Regions from separate parts of the Homo sapiens genome. Here region 2 is linked to region 1. A link is an interaction called in ENCODE POLR2A ChIA-PET data of the cell type or tissue named here. Cell type or tissue: MCF 10A. All regions are shown on one strand. Each heading gives the region's core, and the rest is flanking DNA. Links, peaks and the distances in the headings are about the cores only.

Region 1 (4,405 bases), core at 80-4,079:
TCAGTCAGCGTCCCAAATTGCCTTCCCCTGTGGCATTCCACTCAGGTCTCCCAGAGGGGGGAAATGGATTCTGTCCTCAGCCCACTGCTCCTGGAATTGCAAGCATTCGGTGAGGCTGGCCCCCACCCCTGGCTTCTCCAGGGCTCCTGCATGCAGAGCAGTGCTGCAGAGGACCATGGTACATGGACTTCCCCTCCACTATCCATCTCAGAGTGCACAGCTCAGGGCCAGAGACGAGGGGCAGAGCCAGGAGGGAGGCAGAGCAGCCCTCAGCATGGCCTGGCCTGCTGCTCGAGGTTATTGTTCCCAGATGGAGATTGTCAAACCCTGTCAGCCTCAGATACACACTGAGAGTGCTATATCCGCATTCCTGGAATGTGTGGCGGCCCCAGCTTCACCTTCTACAGCCTTTGATTCAATAACATGTCAAGTCCCTTCAGCCTCACCAGAGCTAAAACTTTCTCATCCACTCACTGCCTCTGCACACAGGCATTGTGGCTGTCTAAATATTTAAGCTGGGCCAAGGGGAGGTATATTTAGTCTGGATTGATTACGCTAGTTGTTTAAGCCAACTGGATCTCACCTGCTCATGTCAGTTTCATGATGAGCTCTGGAAGCCAAAGGCTGTTGGCTGTGCTTGTTGGGCCTTAGAACTGAGTATCATGACTGCTGTCCCAGGGGTTGGCTGCCTACAGGGCCAGGGGGAAGGAGCATGGCAATTTGGCTGGTTGCTCTTTAGTGTATGGCGTGGCTGCCGGCACCACAAAAGGCCTTAGCCAGAGACTTCTGGGGGTATCCTGGTGCCCTTCATTCTCCACTCGGCACACCCGGGCCATCACACAGACCCCTCCACACCAGTCCTGGCATTGCCTGCTAGCATTGTGATGCTGCTCCCGCCTGGTAGACCCTTTCTACAATGAGTCTATTCCCTTTGACTGATCTGAAAGAAATTGAATCTGCGAGTCATGAGGGTAATTGTGGGGACAGATGAGGATACCTGGGCCCAGGGATGAAAAGCAGTTTGCTTAGGATCACACAGCAGTTGGTGATGCAGCTGTATCTATAATTCTGGACCTTCGACTTTCCAGCTATCATGGGTCACATTGTGTCTTCTAAAAAGGCACGTTGAAATCCTAACTCCTGGTACTTGTGAATATGACCTTATTTGGAAATAAGGTATTTGCAGATGCAATCAAGTTGCAATGTGGTCATTAGAGCAGACCCTAACCCAATATGATTGGTTTCCTTATAATAAGAGGGAAATTTGGACACAGACATACACAGAGGGAAGACAGCCCATATGAAGAAGGAGGCAGACATTAGGGCTATGCAGCCAGAAGCCAGGGAACACCTGGATGAAGCCTCCATGAACTGGAAGAGGCAAGGAGGGATCCTCCCCTAGAGGCTTTGGAGGGAGTGTGGCCCTGCCCACCATCTTGATTTTAGACTTCTAACGTCCAGAACTGTGAGAGAAGGAATTTCTGGTGTTTTATGCCACCCAGTTTGTGGCATTTTGTTACAGCAGTCCTAGAAAACTCATACCATCCAATAGTGTCTCTGATACAAGAACTGGGTGAAATTCTAGAAAATGCGGTTCCTTGGAAGTGATGAGAGACAGCTCATTGTGGTTTCAGATTCAAGAGTACCTAGCAGGTCATGTTTAATATGTGAGTCATCTCTGAGGAGAACTTGATGTTCTGTGTTTCCTGTTACCTGAGAAAAGCTCTCCATCAAGGCCCAGTGATATGGACTCCTTCTCTCCTCCTAAAGTTTAATTTGTGGATTAATGTGAAATCATCCTTCTGATGATTTCATGTATGTGGCCTTCCCATCTGAGGTATTTCAACACACTTACCAAATACCGTGACCCTTAGGAGTGGCCTCTGGGGTTAGGAATTCCTGCTTTGCATCTGCCCTTTAACCTCCCCTAGTCCGAATGCCTTCATTAAACTGAGTCATTTAGTTTTGTGAATTCAGAAAAAATGAAAAGAGCTGGCATAGAAAACACTAGGGCTCTAGCTTTGGACTGACTGTGGGCTGTGGGTTTGGTCAAATAGGGCTTTGCAATTGACCTCAATGTTTATCCCAATTCTCAAGGCACAGAGATTATGAGCTGGCAATTTTCCGAGAATCCATTAGTCAACTCCTTGAGTCTGTGATGATGTTTCTTACAAGGCAATTAGCAGGTTTTTTCGTCCAGGGAGAGGTGTGTTCATGCCCTGACACCCAGCAATGCCAGTCCAAGAGAACCCTCATGCCTGTGGCCTTCTGCCAGCCTCACACATCAGCTGAGGTTGGCTCCCCAAACCCTAGGTCTCCTGGTTGTATCACTTTGGGAATAACCATACAAATAAATATGTTCCATTTTTGTGACTCACTGCCCCTCGCTGAAGCTTCTTGTTTACTATGGAAGAGCTAAGAATCTAAATGCATCAAGAGACAGCTCTCTCCACCCCGCAAGACATGAGTTGCACTAAGTGGAAGCATACTTTCTCTGTCTTCCCAAACCAATGGGTGGAATCAATTTAAAACCTCATAGTCATGCAATCCATGTGCAGAAACTCCCCTGCATGTTTTAATGTTCCTACCAAAAAGAACATAATGTTCTTGCCTGTATTTTAAGATAGCATTGCACTGCAAGGGCAATAGGTTTAAACAACTTCTCACTGGCTACACCAATTATAGTATAGTCATACACGGCACCCTGTGTAGCCACAGAGAGTCATGCTTGGGAAGCAAATTTTGTGATGTGGGAAAATGTTTATGGTCTGTTATTTTTTTTTTTTTTTAATTTTTTTTTTTATTATACTCTAAGTTTTAGGGTACATGTGCACATTGTGCAGGTTAGTTACATATGTATACATGTGCCATGCTGGTGCGCTGCACCCACTAACGTGTCATCTAGCATTAGGTATATCTCCCAGTGCTATCCCTCCCCCCTCCCCCGACCCCACCACAGTCCCCAGAGTGTGATATTCCCCTTCCTGTGTCCATGTGATCTCATTGTTCAATTCCCACCTATGAGTGAGAATATGCGGTGTTTGGTTTTTTGTTCTTGCGATAGTTTACTGAGAATGATGGTTTCCAATTTCATCCATGTCCCTACAAAGGACATGAACTCATCATTTTTTATGGCTGCATAGTATTCCATGGTGTATATGTGCCACATTTTCTTAATCCAGTCTATCATTGTTGGACATTTGGGTTGGTTCCAAGTCTTTGCTATTGTGAATAGTGCCGCAATAAACATACGTGTGCATGTGTCTTTATAGCAGCATGATTTATAGTCATTTGGGTATATACCCAGTAATGGGATGGCTGGGTCAAATGGTATTTCTAGTTCTAGATCCCTGAGGAATCGCCACACTGACTTCCACAATGGTTGAACTAGTTTACAGTCCCACCAACAGTGTAAAAGTGTTCCTATTTCTCCACATCCTCTCCAGCACCTGTTGTTTCCTGACTTTTTAATGATTGCCATTCTAACTGGTGTGAGATGATATCTCATAGTGGTTTTGATTTGCATTTCTCTGATGGCCAGTGATGATGAGCATTTCTTCATGTTTTTTTTGGCTGCATAAATGTCTTCTTTTGAGAAGTGTCTGTTCATGTCCTTCGCCCACTTTTTGATGGGGTTGTTTGTTTTTTTCTTGTAAATTTGTTTGAGTTCATTGTAGATTCTGGATATTAGCCCTTTGTCAGATGAGTAGGTTGCGAAAATTTTCTCCCATGTTGTAGGTTGCCTGTTCACTCTGATGGTAGTTTCTTTTGCTGTGCAGAAGCTCTTTAGTTTAATTAGATCCCATTTGTCAATTTTGGCTTTTGTTGCCATTGCTTTTGGTGTTTTGGACATGAAGTCCTTGCCCACGCCTATGTCCTCAATGGTAATGCCTAGGTTTTCTTCTAGGGTTTTTATGGTTTTAGGTCTAACGTTTAAATCTTTAATCCATCTTGAATTGATTTTTGTATAAGGTGTAAGGAAGGGATCCAGTTTCAGCTTTCTACATATGGCTAGCCAGTTTTCCCAGCACCATTTATTAAATAGGGAATCCTTTCCCCATTGCTTGTTTTTCTCAGGTTTGTCAAAGATCAGATAGTTGTAGATATGTGGCATTATTTCTGAGGGCTCTGTTCTGTTCCATTGATCTATATCTCTGTTTTGGTACCAGTACCATGCTGTTTTGGTTACTGTAGCCTTGTAGTATAGTTTGAAGTCAGGTAGTGTGATGCCTCCAGCTTTGTTCTTTTGGCTTAGGATTGACTTGGTGATGCGGGCTCTTTTTTGGTTCCATATGAACTTTAAAGTAGTTTTTTCCAATTCTGTGAAGAAAGTCATTGGTAGCTTGATGGGGATGGCATTGAATCTGTAAATTACCTTGGGCAGTATGGCTATTTTCACGATATT
Region 2 (4,405 bases), core at 98-4,097, 140 kb before region 1:
AAGACAGGCCAGGGTGATTGGACATCACCTGGGGAATGGTGGAGGGTGAGAAACCTAATCAGATGTCAAGGATGATCAGATATTGAGGATAGCGGTTCTTGCTAAACTGATGTAGCAGAATTCTTTGCCAAAACTGGATTTTACAAGAAAGTGAACATATGGGCCTAGCAGAGGATTCAGAAGCCTAACTGGCGTTTGGCCAAGCAGAGAATCTTTGTCATATATTTGAATGTGTTTTATGGCCCCATCCCCAGGTAATATTTGGCTGCCCCCACATGAGATCCCTTGAGCACAACACACACATATACATACATGCACACACACCAGCACCCAGACACACACACAGTTGGTTGCCGATCCCCACACCAACAGCATCCCCCTCATACCTGTCCAATTCTGTCTTGCAGTGATAGAAGTATAAATCAGAGATTTTTGTCACACCCACTTCCCTGTGGCTAGGTTCTTGACAACCTCTGTGTAATCTTCCCTTCTTGCAGTAAAGAATTCATAATAGTATCTGTCGTCCATGTCAGCCAACCACGGCTACATAAATGCTGAACACACATACATGCATGCACACACACACCCATACACCCGATCACCTATTTGCCCCACGGCCACAGATTGGAAGACCAGATATAAACAAAGCCCAGCCATGAAACAGAACCAAGTATGCCTGCATGTTCTGACTTGCTCCCATTTGAACTCAAGGTGTCATTTTAAGTACCTTATCTCCTCCCTGATGCAGCCTCTGACTTTGTGCCTTTTAGTAAGAATATCTTTTGTGCACAGCATTTAAAATGTCAAACAACAATGCTCTCTGCGTAGTTGAGCAACAGCAACCTATAGTGTTAGCCCTAGCACAGTGCCTGGCACACAGTAGCCCCGGTCTAAATGAGAGCAGAGATGACTTTAGAAATGGAATGAGCAAACATTGATGGCTGTGATTCCCCTGCAAGGGTGGTGGCATTTCCCAGCCATGAAATGGCCTCTATTAATACAGGCCAAAGGACTGTTGTGGCTTTTGAATTGAATTATTATGTGTTGCCAGCCTTCCAGATGATAAAATAAAATGTTAGTGGGATGCTAGAGCCATCTTCCTTGTAGTTGTAGAATTAAATTTAACAAAAATATTAATAACTGAGAGGACCCCGGCTGAAGTTATATTGGAACTGGGAAACAAGTCAACACTGATGGGAATGACATAGGGAGGGGAAAAAGGAAGAGACAGAATTGTGCAGAGCAGGGCATGAGACACAGGCTCCAGAGCCCAGAGGGTAGACAAAGGGTCTCACAAGCTCAGGCATGGCTCAGAAAACACTGGTACCACCAGACCCAAACCAGCAAACAGGGCAATGGGGAGAGATTCCAAAAGGAATCAGCACCAGCTGTAGTCTCATGAGGAAATATGTGCATTTGTGGTCTTATCAGGAGTACAGAGAACTGGACCACTTCTCCCATGGAAGGAACACCAGGACTGGCAGGAACTGAGAGACATTACAGGACATTTGGGACTGCCTAGATTCCAATTCTCAGACTGCCATTTGTTTACTGTATTCCTTTGGCAAGTTATGCTTGAGTTTCCTCATCTGTAAAATGGGATTAATATTAGTACCTACTTCATGGGGATGTTGTGAAAATTAAGCAAAATAACATGTATAGAGTTACTTAGGGACAACAAGGACTGCCATGTAGTAAGTGATTTGAAAATGTAAGATCTAGGAGGGGTTCTCGGGTCCCAGAGGCAAAATGGGATTTAGGGCAAGGTCCCAGAACTAGAGGCAAGCTGGGGTTCCATGTGGAAGCTGGCCAACCCCAGGGTAGAGAACCAGAAGTAAGAGTGAGACCATGGTAGAAAGATCAAGAATGTGCAGCAACATGCCCTTGAGGTTGTTTAAAGATGCAGATGATGGACAATATGGGTGAACCTAGAAGACATTATGCTAACTGAAGTAAGCCAAAAATAAAAGGACAAATATTGTATGATTCTACTTATATGAAGCATCTCCAGTAGTCAAATTCATAGAGACAGAAAGTAAAATGGATGGTGTTTGCCAGGTCCTGGAGGGAAGGAAGAGTGTGGTTACAGTTTAATGGGTCAAGAATTCAGCCTTGCAAAAGAAAAGGAGTTCCAGAGATGGATGGTGGTGTTGGCTGCACAATGTGAATGTTGTTAATGCCACTGAACTGTACACTTAAAATGGCTACAATGGTAAATTTTATGTTATATACATGAGCTTTACACAATTTTTTTTAAAAACAAAGGAAGTCTGTATAAAGTTTATACTTTAGTTAAGAAAATGTATCAATATTGGTTCACTAATAGTAAAAAAAAGTACCAGACTTATGTAAGATGTCGATAATAAGAGAAACTGGCTTCAGATAGCAATAAATTATATAAGAAATCTTTATACTATTGTCACTTTTTTTATAAATCTAAAACTGTCCTACCAAACAAATGAAGTATATTTTTAAAAACTAGATGCAGAAGATGGGAAGAACCAGATAAAGAGCTGCTTGGTTGAGTAAGAGCTCCCTTGGTTGAGTAAGGGGTGGTTGAGATTTGGGGAGAGATTGTTATGAGCCTGAAAACAGAGATTAAAAAGGTGATGTGGAAGGTAATGTGGGAAGGAGGAAAGGGATTTAAAGAATCCGAGGAATCACAAGATTGACCACAGCAGCAGATGAGCAGATGACCGTGGGCACTGCCTGGGAAAGGACTCAGGTCATCAAGTGACCTGTGCTTACGTTGATCTACTTTGCACATGCACAGGAGAATGTCATAAAAAACACACGTATAATCAGTTGAGAGTATTTCAAATTCCAGATATGGAAGATTACTAAACATGCATCCTTGGTATGTTTCCTTAAAGCACAACAAAATCCTGGCATTTACGAACAAAAAGAATGGTGCAGGGCATGAGGCATGGGCCCATCACCAGATGGCCTGGTGTGTCTCCATAAATGAGGGCACTTCAACATGTCAAGACTGGGCTGTCAAGGGTTGATCCTATAAATCAGATGTCGTTTTCATAGGATCGTGCCATTTTTAATTCTTGTCCCAAGAAAGTCTTTATCAATCAGATCCAAGTTTAGCACATTTTTAGCACCCATGAAGTCTGTATTTGGCATGTTTACCCATGTTGTTTGAATTACAATAACTGGTAGCATTATTAGCATAGAGTATTATTTGCAGACACCAGAGTCAAGTTTTTTGAGTAATAAATAATAGAAAAGAGACCACAACCATGATCTTCCTATTATGACTATGAAAGAATGAATTGTGAGCTCCTAGGCTCCTTCTATAACAACTGTCAAGCCAAATGAAACCAAGTCATGGCAGGTTTTGGTCACATGTATGGTACTGAGCTGTTTTCCTAAAGGCCAGACCCAGCCAGGCTTGCTGGCTACAGCAGGAGGTGCTAGAGGAGGCATGGAACATCAGAAGTGGGCAACGCACAGCCTCCATGGGTGCTCTGCTCCACACCCTCTGGGAGCTGAAATGTCAGCAATATTGGCATCATTTTGAATACTGCACAGTGCTGTGGAAATTGGGCATGCACAGATTCTGACCAATAAACATGAGAAGAATAAGGAAGTTACGGGACACCACTCTGTGGGTAGAATGAACACTAGCATGGCAGGGGCAGAATAAAAGAAGCATGTGCTCAGCCGCTGGGGGAAATGGGCATTGGTTAGGGGTGCCAGAGGAACTGAGGGCTCTGGGCTGAGGCTGGAAACCAGTAAATAGTGTCTGTGGCATGAAGTGAGGAATCAAAGAAATCCAATAATATGCCATGAAAGATGTCACTCTTAGGCCCATCATTTTTTGCGGGGGGGCTTTTATAGTCTACCTAATTTATTGGGGTGTTTTCAATATGGCTCCTAGAAAAGGAAATATGTGCAACAGAATGCAGAAATAACACGAAATCTGACATTTTCCAGCCTGGCCTCCACCTATCATGATGGTTACGGCATGTAGACGGTGTTCAATACATGCTGTCTGAGTGAATGATCATTATGAAATAGATGGCAACAGCACTGTGTGTGTGTGTGTGTGTGTTTGTGTTTTGTTTTATTCATTTAGTCACCACCATACATTTTGCCTTTCAGATTAGGAATCATGTAATTAATGTCATTTCTGCGAGGCTTTTTCCATTGCAAGATGGGATCTGAACTGATACCATTGTCTAAATTACTCACTAAATTAACATAGTGTTATTTTATCTCAGATGCTTATCTTAGAGCATCCAATTTTATGCTGGCTCACCCTTAGGAGTACTCAAGTGAGGGCTGGACAACAAACTGCACTTGATGGGTGTTTGAGACCAAAAGATTCAAGGATCGCTTCTGAGTCCTTGTGTATGTGTGTGTGTGTGTGTGTGTGTCCCTCACATTTCGCAAG

What was found. ChIA-PET counts read pairs that join two places held together with the same protein. Peaks named below come from ENCODE experiments on the same cell type or tissue, not always from the same donor. Only the 100,000 strongest peaks of a DNase experiment are listed, where the experiment ranks them.
Region 2: POLR2A ChIA-PET joins it to region 1 with 6 read pairs; 2 of 35 experiments call an interaction of 5 or more read pairs at or near these places.

What each region holds. Positions count from the first base shown.
Region 1 is chr4:52,820,873-52,825,277 of GRCh38, reverse strand. No RefSeq gene overlaps it. Among named protein-coding and RNA genes, the nearest start is that of LINC01618, 33 kb to the right of the region's middle. In MCF 10A, for the core only: no CTCF peak of the experiment used is centred there; DNase peaks (open chromatin) are centred at 1,667 and 2,147.
Region 2 is chr4:52,964,673-52,969,077 of GRCh38, reverse strand. All of the region lies in intron 5 of SCFD2 (sec1 family domain containing 2), which reads left to right. Among named protein-coding and RNA genes, the nearest start is that of SCFD2-AS1, 40 kb to the right of the region's middle. In MCF 10A, for the core only: no CTCF peak of the experiment used is centred there; no DNase peak of the experiment used is centred there.